2 separate regions of the Homo sapiens genome follow, and region 1 is linked to region 2. A link is an interaction called in ENCODE POLR2A ChIA-PET data of the cell type or tissue named here. Cell type or tissue: Panc1. All regions are shown on one strand. Links, peaks and the distances in the headings refer to the core of each region. The heading gives the core; the rest is flanking DNA. Region 1 has its middle 16 kb from the start of ASAP2. Region 2 overlaps CPSF3 (cleavage and polyadenylation specific factor 3).

Region 1 (4,391 bases), core at 216-4,215, 240 kb after region 2:
ACCTGTTGGGGGTATGGTGAGAATGACCATGGGCTAGGCCCGCCCCCCTCTACCATCATTCCTAGGCTCAAAAGCATTGCTGACACTTGCCCAATTGTAAGGATCTCCGGGACCCCTGGTAAAGTCCAGGTTCCAGATGGCCCTGGCACAGAACTGTCTTTAGGGGAGGGGATTGGAAATCTGTATTTTTAATATGTGCTTGGGAGATTTTAGAGAAAGCAAGTCTACACAGCTTCATCTAGCATTTTAGAGGAGAAATTCAAAACCAAGGATTAGGCCAGGCACAGTGGCTCACACCTGTAATCTTAGCACTTTGGGAGGTGGGCAAATCGCTTGAACCCAGGAGTTCAAGACCAGCCTGGGCAACATGGTGAAACCCCATTCCTACAAAGAATACAAAAATTAGCCAGGCATGGTGGTGCACACCTATGGTCCCAGCTACTTGGGAGGCTAAGAAGTGGGAGGATCACTTGAGCCCGGGAGGTGGAGACTACAGTGAGCTGTGATGGCACCACTGCAGTTCAGCTTGGGTGACAGAGTGAGACCCTATCTCAAAAAAAAAAAAAAAAAAAAAAGGACTTTGGGCCGGGCGTGGTGGCTTACGCCTGTAATCCCAGCAGTTTGGGAGGCTGAGGCGGGCGGATCAAAAGGTCAGGAGATTGAGACCATCCTGGATAACGCTGTGAAACCCCATTTCTACTAAAAATACAAAAATTAGCCAGGCGTGGTAGAGGGCGCCTGTAGTCCCAGCTACTCGGGAGGCTGAGGCAGGAGAATGGCGTGACCCCGAGAGGTGGAGCTTGCAGTGAGCCAAGATTGCGCCACTGCACTCCAGCCTGGGCGACAGAGCAAGACTCTGTCTCAAAAAAAAAAAAAAAAAAAAGGACTTTGAATTTCTTTCCAGGTCTGTGAATGTGTGGGGCGAATCTTAGAGGTGAGTGGGTTTGTAAGTGAGCAGGCGCCTTCTTAGAGCACTTGCTCTTTCACATCTCTGGGGAACCACTTGCAGAGTTGTGATCAGAGAGCAAAAAGTTCCCAAGGGATCTGTAAGTGCCCAACATTCACTCTGAAAGTGCTTGCCTAACCGCCACACAGAGAGTGGTTGGTTGGCCTGTAGGATTTGGAGCTGTGGATGTTTCCTGCCTCTAAGCAGAAGTAATAACCCTTAGTCATATAAGAGACCTAGTCATGGCTCGAAACAGAGACTTCATTTTCTCAGTTCTGCGGAATTCCCAAAGTCTGCAAGGCCATGTGTGTGACTCTCTTTGCAAAGAGTTTGGGAGTTGTTTTCTTTTAACTTGGTTGGAGAGCAGCATTTAGTGAATGCTTCTGGGCAGCCCAGGGGTCAGATATCAGACCCCCGACAAGAGTGGGCCCCCCTGGGATTTGGAGCCATGCACTTTTCCTCCAAAGGTTGCTTTCTCTGTTGGTGTTTTTAAAACAGGGCTACACCCCGTTATGTTTGCTCCAGTGTCCCTTCCTTTCTCTCCTGGACTCTCCCAGTCTGTTCGGGGTTCTCAGCCAAAGTTGACCTCACTGGCCGCCTCTGCATTGCATCTTGGTGAGTCCCACTTGCAAATGCCAAGAAGTGAGCTGTGCAGTTTGTTCAGGCCCTGTTCACATTTTCCATATGGCCCTGAGCATAACAACTCTGCGCCTGGGCCTCCGGTCTGCACCCGGGTCCTGTCCTGAACTCTCCAGTGGGCAGAGCCCAGAATGTGGCAAGAAGGTCCCTGGCCGGGCCAGACCTGTGGAAACGGCTGGTTGGGCACACTGGATCAGTCTGAGTATGCTGGAGACAGGGCATGGAAAAGCCGTGACCAAGGGATTCCATGGCAGGATTGCCAGCAAATCAATGCCCCCTTTGTGCCCCATTCCATAATATGACACAGCAATCCAGCCTGGGGCTGGCAGAAGCAAAGAGCATGCCTTCCACATGCATCCCCACCACTGTGCATCAGATAGAAAGCTGCTGATACCCTAATAGGGTGGGATTGGGCCCTTGGCTGAGTGGATCTCAGCCCACTTGACTCGCAAGCTGGACTACCAGGGGTTCTATACTTCCCAAGTCTAAGACTCCCTCAGCAGGGCACAAGACCCCACAGATACTCCAGCTTCTTTGCTCAAAAAGGCTAACCAGAAGAAGTAGAAAACATGGTTTTCTTTGATTGAGACCCCAGCGAGTGCCAACCCAAAGTCAACTGATCATTTGCAGCATGCTTCTGTGATTTAATTTGCTCTTCTTCCTCATCTAGTTGTCCAACCAGAAACCTTGGCACCATCCTGAAGTCCTTCTCCTCCCTCATCCTGCAAATCTAGTCAGTCACCAGGTCCTGATGATTCTACTTACATAGTACCCACAGAGCTGCTCCCTGCCCTTGATTCTCCCCTCATCCCTCATCAATTCAGGCCCTCACTCTTTTTTTGTGAATACAGCGGCACAACAAATCTTCTTATCTCCAGCCTAGACAACTCTCCAATCCATCCTGTTTACGTGGGTGCCATAATTATCTTTCAAAAAGTGATTATTCAAAAATGCAAATCTAGTATGGCACTCGCTTAAAAATCTTTCAATGGCTCCCCGCAGTCTGTGAATGAAATCCCAATTCCTCAGTGTGCTATATAAGGCCCTTTGCAGTCCAGACTGCTTAACGGTTCAGCCTAATTTCTCAACAAATGTCGAATATACCCACAGATACAGTCATGCCTAACACATTCATTCATTCATTCTCAATTCCTGTTATGCATCAGATCCTGTGCTAGCTCTGAGAATCCAGGGATGAGCAAGAGAGCCACAGTCCCTGAGCCCCTAGAGCCAGCAATCCAGAGTGAGAGCAGACTCTAACAAGAAGGTACAATTAAGTTCAAGTTCAGTGGGTGAACACGTGGGGGCTATTGCCTTGCCTGAGTCCAGGGAGGGCTCTGATCCAGATGAACAAGGGATCCCTGATGACTATGAGCTGGAAGTTGGTGGTGAGAGACAGTGTGTGCAGAGTCAAAGGGGAGAGAGAGCTTCACCTAAGCTAGACTTTACCCAAGCTAGTGGAGAGCCGCAGAACCATTTCAGGCAGATTCGCCTTCTCAAAATCTCTCTCTGGCTGCGGTTTGGGGAACAGGTCGAACCACGTGTAGCTTCCCATATTGTGTGCATTCTTTCACAGAACCCTGAGCACAAGCCCTTCCATCCTTCTAGAGGCTCTCTGCCCCTTGTGTATCTGTGAATTCTTTCCCATCTTCCAAGAGTCAGCTAGAAATCATTACAATTCCTATGCCACCCCTTCCCCTCTGCCTGCGTCCAGCTGGGCACATCAAGACCTACATGATTCCCTGCATTTCATGTCTTCTCTCTCCGTGGGAGGAGTCCTATTTCATCCTAGACCTGGAAGTCTTGCGGGGGCTCCATTGTCCCTAGATGCTTGTGTTTTTCACACAGTACATTTCAGAAAATAGGCTCCTGAAGGAGAAGAGGACTTGTAAGCATCCTTCTGATCTTTCGTGGTGGGAAAACCCTTGGCTTTGTACCTAAGTTTGGGCAAAGGCCTGATCAGGAAGGAAACCTAAACTTATTTTTTTTTTTGAGACAAGTTCTCACTGTGTCATCCAGGCTGGAGTACAGTGGTACGATCATAGCTCACTGCACCTTGAACTCCTGGGCTTAAGGGATCCTCCTGCCTCAGCCTCCCAAGTAGCTGGGATTATAGGCACACACCACCACCCCTGGCTAATTTTTTTGTTTTTGTAAAGATGGGGTTTGCCGTGTTACCCATGCTGATCTCAAACTCATGAGCTCAAGCAATCCATCCACCTCATCCTCCTAAAGTGCTAGGATTACAGGCGTAAGCACCACACCCAGCCAGGAAGCCTAAACTACTGATGGCTCCGTGAACAGGCTCATGGTAGGTTACATAGGCTGTGCGGTGCATAGCTCGGGGCACCCTTCCCATCAGAGTCATTGTCCAGCTGCAGATCAATTAGGCTTTGGTGGGGCCTGGGGTGCAGATGGCAGTGGAGTGTCTGGAGGAAGGGGTGCCTTCTCCCAATCACACAAATAGCTCAGTATGAACTGGAAACAGTGAAGATGCTCGGTGGGTTTGATAAACTGAATAGGGTGTGTCTTTGATAACGATGTAAGAAACTTGGTTTAGTTTATAATTTGTAAGTAGCTTCTAGCAGTTTTCAGTTAGGATTAACTGACTTAAGGAAGAGTGGGCTTATTTTTTTGGAAAGGGTCTTAGTATTGGCCAGAGAGAGGTGTTTACTTCATGTCATCTATGCCATACTGCAGGCTAATGATCTGGTCCCTTGCGAGCAGCGAATGCATTTGCTGAGGTTACAAGCAGTTTTTGTTCCTATGTACAAATTAGTGAAAACTGAGATTCATTTCATTCATT
Region 2 (4,391 bases), core at 199-4,198:
GACAGTCTCCCTCTGTCACCGAGGCTGGAGTGCAGTGGTGCAATCTCGGCTCACTGCAACCTCTGCCTCCCAGGCTCAAGCAATTCTCATGCCCCAGCCTCCAGAAAAGCTGGAACTACAGGTGTGTGCCACCACACCTGGCTCATTTTTCTATTTTTGGTAGAGACGAGGTTTCACCATGATGGCCAGGCTGGTCTTGAACTCCTGGCCTCAAGTGATCTGCCCACCTCAGCCTCCCTAAGTGCTAGGATTACAGGCGTGAGCCACCACGTCCAGCCCAGAGTAAATATAGTTTTGAACTCTACTTTTTTGGTTGACTTAATATATTATGTGCAAAGTATGTAATTACTCATCTGTAACACAATTTTTTCCTACAATGCTATATTTACTCACATATTTCTTTGAAAATACTAAAATGATGAATACCTTTCCTGACAAAATTTTCTGTACATCTCATTTATTTCCCAGAAGCGGAACTGCTGGCCAAAGGGTACACATATTTTAAGACTTCTGATGGCAACCGGAAGGGGTCGCCAGTTCACATTCCCAACAGCAGTGCATGAGAGTTGCTGTTTTCCTGGGCTATTCCTAGATCCAAATCCCTATTATTATTATTATTATTATTTTTTGAGATGGAGTCTCGCTCTGTCGCCCAGGCTGGAGTGCAGTGGCGCAATCTCGGCTCACTACAACCTCCACCTCCCAGGTTCAAGCAATTCTCTGCCTCAGCCTCCTGAGTAGCTGGGATTACAGGCATCTGTCACTGTGCCCGGCTAATTTTTGTATTTTTAGTAGAGATGGGGTTTCACCATCTTGGTCAGGCTGGTCTTGAACTCCTGATCTCGTGATCTCCCCACCTCAGCCTCCCAAAGTGCTGGGATTACAGGCGTGAGCCACCGCGCCCGGCCCCAAATCTCTATTTTTAAATGAAGAAAACTGAAGTCCAGAACGGTGGAATGACTCATCCAAGACCACATTATTATCTTGATAAAATGACAAGATTTTGATCATCGCCTAAATACAAAGGAAATGGCATACCTAGAATCAAGAGCAGCTCCTGAGCCCTTCCAAGAGCAAAGACAGGAATGAGACCCCTGCCTCCTCTGTTTACAATATCGTGGACAGTGTTACAGAATCTTGCTTCTCGCTCTTCACGTTTCTCATGGATATGGGTCCCATAAGTAGATTCCTAAATAATACATTAGAAGTGTGAGACTAAGACCAATGATCCTCCAAGAATTCAAAAGTTAAACATCAATGAAATACTGAGGGGCTAAGCAATTCACTTCTCCATTAGCATGTCATTTACTCGAACATGTGTTGTCATAATAGTAATTGGGAAGAGCAAGCAAGAATGCTAGAATTCAGGCCCAGCGTGGTGGCTCACACCTGTAATCCCAGCACTTTGGGAAGCCAAGGTGGGTGGATCACCTGAGGTCAGCAGTTTGAGACCAGCCTGGCCAACATGGTGAAACCCTGTCTCTACTAAAAATACAAAAATAAGCTGGGCGTGGTGGTGGGCGCCTGTAATCCCAGCTACTCCGGAGGCTGAGGCAGGAGAGCTGTTTGAACCCAGGAGGAGGAGGTTGCAGTGAGCCGAGATCGCACCATTGCACTCCAGCCTGGGCGACAGAGCAAGACTCCATCTCAAAAAAATAAAATTTAACAACAACAACAAAAAGAGGCCGGGCATGGTGGCTCATGCCTGTAATCCCAGCATTTTGGAAGGCCGAGGCGGGTGGATCACCTGAGGTCAGGAGTCCAGTCTGACCAACAGGATGAAACCCCGTCTCTACTAAAAATACAAAAATTAGCTGGGCATGGTGGCGCATGCCTTATAATCCCAGCTAGTCAGGAGGCTGAGGCAGGAGAATCACTTGAACCTGGGAGGCAGTGGTTGCAGTGAGCCGAGATCATGCCATTGCAGTCGCTCACTCCAGAGTGAGACTCCATCTCAAAAAAAAAAAAAAAGAATGCTAGAATTCAAATCTAAGAACTTTTTATAAAATGAAATAGTCCAAAACTGTATCTTCTTCCCATGTCCTTTTTTAACCATTTTGCTTTCCATTAGGAAGAAAAAGGTTATTTCTCCCACCTCTGATAAGTCAAAGCTTTTAAAATAGAAACAGATGTTGTTTCTTATACTTCTGTTTAAGAATATCCTTAAAGTCTTACTAGGTATGGTCCACTGACCAGAAGATTGACATCCCTTGGGAGCTTATCAGAAGCGCAAAATCTCAGACCCCAGCCCAGATGTACTGAATCAGAATTTGTATCTTAGCAATATCATCAGATGATTATAAGCATATTAAAATTTGAAGCACTGCTCTAAAGTATGGTACTATGAAAATAGCTACTTTTTCTGAGGGTTCAAAAAATAAATCTTCCCTTAAATTAAGTTTATATGCTGGGCATACCATGAGCAGAGTCCAATCTAATCTGCTCACATGTTGCTTATGGACAGCAGTATGTACTGGCCCACATGCCTGGGCAGCTGGGGAACATGGTAGGTGGTGGAGGAGAAACAGACAACTCTTCCTCCTTGAACCACATACACCTGATGTTCTTATATACACCAAAAGCTTGCAAGATTTCTCTCCCAACCCCTGACTCTACAGTCAGCAACACACATCCCAAGCTGCCCCCAAAGAGCTTCTGTACACAGTTCATTTTTTTTGCTCCCCTGGGACTTGCAACCTAGTAGGCAGACATGACACACAAAGATAAACAAAACGATAAGTTAGCATGGACTAAGGGCCTGAGGATAGTCACCATGGCAAAGGCAGTGAGGTCACACCATTTTAAAATGACCCGTAAGATGTTCTTCTACATATTCTCATCTAGAAATATATATTTAGAAGACAGAGAGAGGGCATAGCCAGTAAAAATGATCCTGCCCAGAGACAGCCTGCTGATCCTGCCCAGAGGCAGCCTGGCATCTCTGATATTAGACTAGAGTTAATGCATTTAACAGCAAGAAAGTGAAACTGCACTACAAAAAGAAGCACCTGCCCCAATTTTTTTTTTTTTTGAGACTGAGTCTTGCTTTGTAGCCCAGGCTCGAGTGCAGCAGCGTGATCTTGGCTCACTGCAACCTCCACCTTCTGGGTTCAAGTGATTCTTGTGCCTCAGCCTCCCAGGTAACTGCACCACCACACCCAGCTAATTTTTGTATTTTTTTAGTAGAGATGGGTTTTCACTGTGTTGGCCAAGGTGGTCTCTAACTCCTGGCCTTAAGTGATCTGCCCACCTCAGCCTCCCAAAGCGCTAGGATTACAGGTGTGAGCCACCGTGCCCGGCCACCAGTTTTCTTATATTTTAAAAAAGGTAAGTTTATATCCAATAACATATTATGAAAGTGAGATCACAGTATTATTTTCCAAAAGAAAAAAAATCTGCTTACATTACATTGATTACAATATAGTATATTAATACTTACAATGATAAGAATATCAGGCTTAATATTAGGAATTTCAGCTGCCATTAAGTGCCTATCTTCTTGTCTTGAGAAATCACCAGTGTACAAAAGCTGTGAAAAAGATAAAACTAGAAAGTTAGGATTTGGGGAAGGCTTCATTTTGCTAGTGAATAGATTAAACTCATGAAATCCAAAAGTGCAGTTACAGTTTTTAAGTCTAAAACTGATGAAATTTACATGCAGTGCTTGTGTCCAATTCAAAATGTGTAGTTCAGTCAGTAAACGGTTCAGTGCTTCAATTATTTCCTCTAGTAAATGGGAATAATCTATTCCCAGTATCATCTCACAATGATAACCTATATAACATTAATCCACTTGAGAAGTGCTCTGAACTTCTTAGAGAAAAAGGGCATGCAGACAAGGAAAGGAGTGCACTGAGGTACATGGTCTAAAACCGGAGATAAAATCATAAGAGGGTCTGCATCAAATTCCAAGAGAATTCACATCTGCATTTGTGCTACTTATTTTTTGTGCCCTGGAGCAAACTGCAAGAATAAGTGATTTAGTGATATACTTTACAATTCAATGTCTAAAAGTTCCAAATGTATAAGCAGCTGTGAAAAATTTAGGACGTGACACTAGAGCATTGGTTCTCTGGCTGACGTTAGAATCACCTAGCAAACTCGAAAAGGAAAAGGCCAAGCTGCGCCTCCAGATTTTGATTCAACAGTTATTTTCAGCAGCTCCCTAAGTGAGTCTTATTTGCAGCCTGAGTTCAGAGCGGCTGCTCTGGAGTCTGGAAAGCCAGCGGCCCACCCACGTTGTCAGAAGTTCAAGGCTTCCCCAAAGATCTTTCCTAATTAACCCCTTTCACTCTTGCAGTCCACCCTGCTTAGGGGCTTACCTGTGAATTCTAAGACATCAGGGGGACATGAATATCAAATTGTGTTTTAATTTTAAACGAATGCAGCCA

The links. ChIA-PET counts read pairs that join two places held together with the same protein. Peaks named below come from ENCODE experiments on the same cell type or tissue, not always from the same donor. Only the 100,000 strongest peaks of a DNase experiment are listed, where the experiment ranks them.
Region 1: POLR2A ChIA-PET joins it to region 2 with 6 read pairs; 7 of 35 experiments call an interaction of 5 or more read pairs at or near these places.

Annotation. Positions count from the first base shown.
Region 1 is chr2:9,188,530-9,192,920 of GRCh38, reverse strand. No RefSeq gene overlaps it. Among named protein-coding and RNA genes, the nearest start is that of ASAP2, 16 kb to the left of the region's middle. In Panc1, for the core only: no CTCF peak of the experiment used is centred there; no DNase peak of the experiment used is centred there; H3K27ac peaks cover 1,589 bases.
Region 2 is chr2:9,433,009-9,437,399 of GRCh38, reverse strand. CPSF3 (cleavage and polyadenylation specific factor 3) reads right to left here. Exons shown (of 18, transcript NM_016207.4): 6 at 3,440-3,529; 7 at 1,039-1,189. Among named protein-coding and RNA genes, the nearest start is that of CPSF3, 12 kb to the right of the region's middle. In Panc1, for the core only: a CTCF peak has its summit at 510 (motif pointing right); no DNase peak of the experiment used is centred there.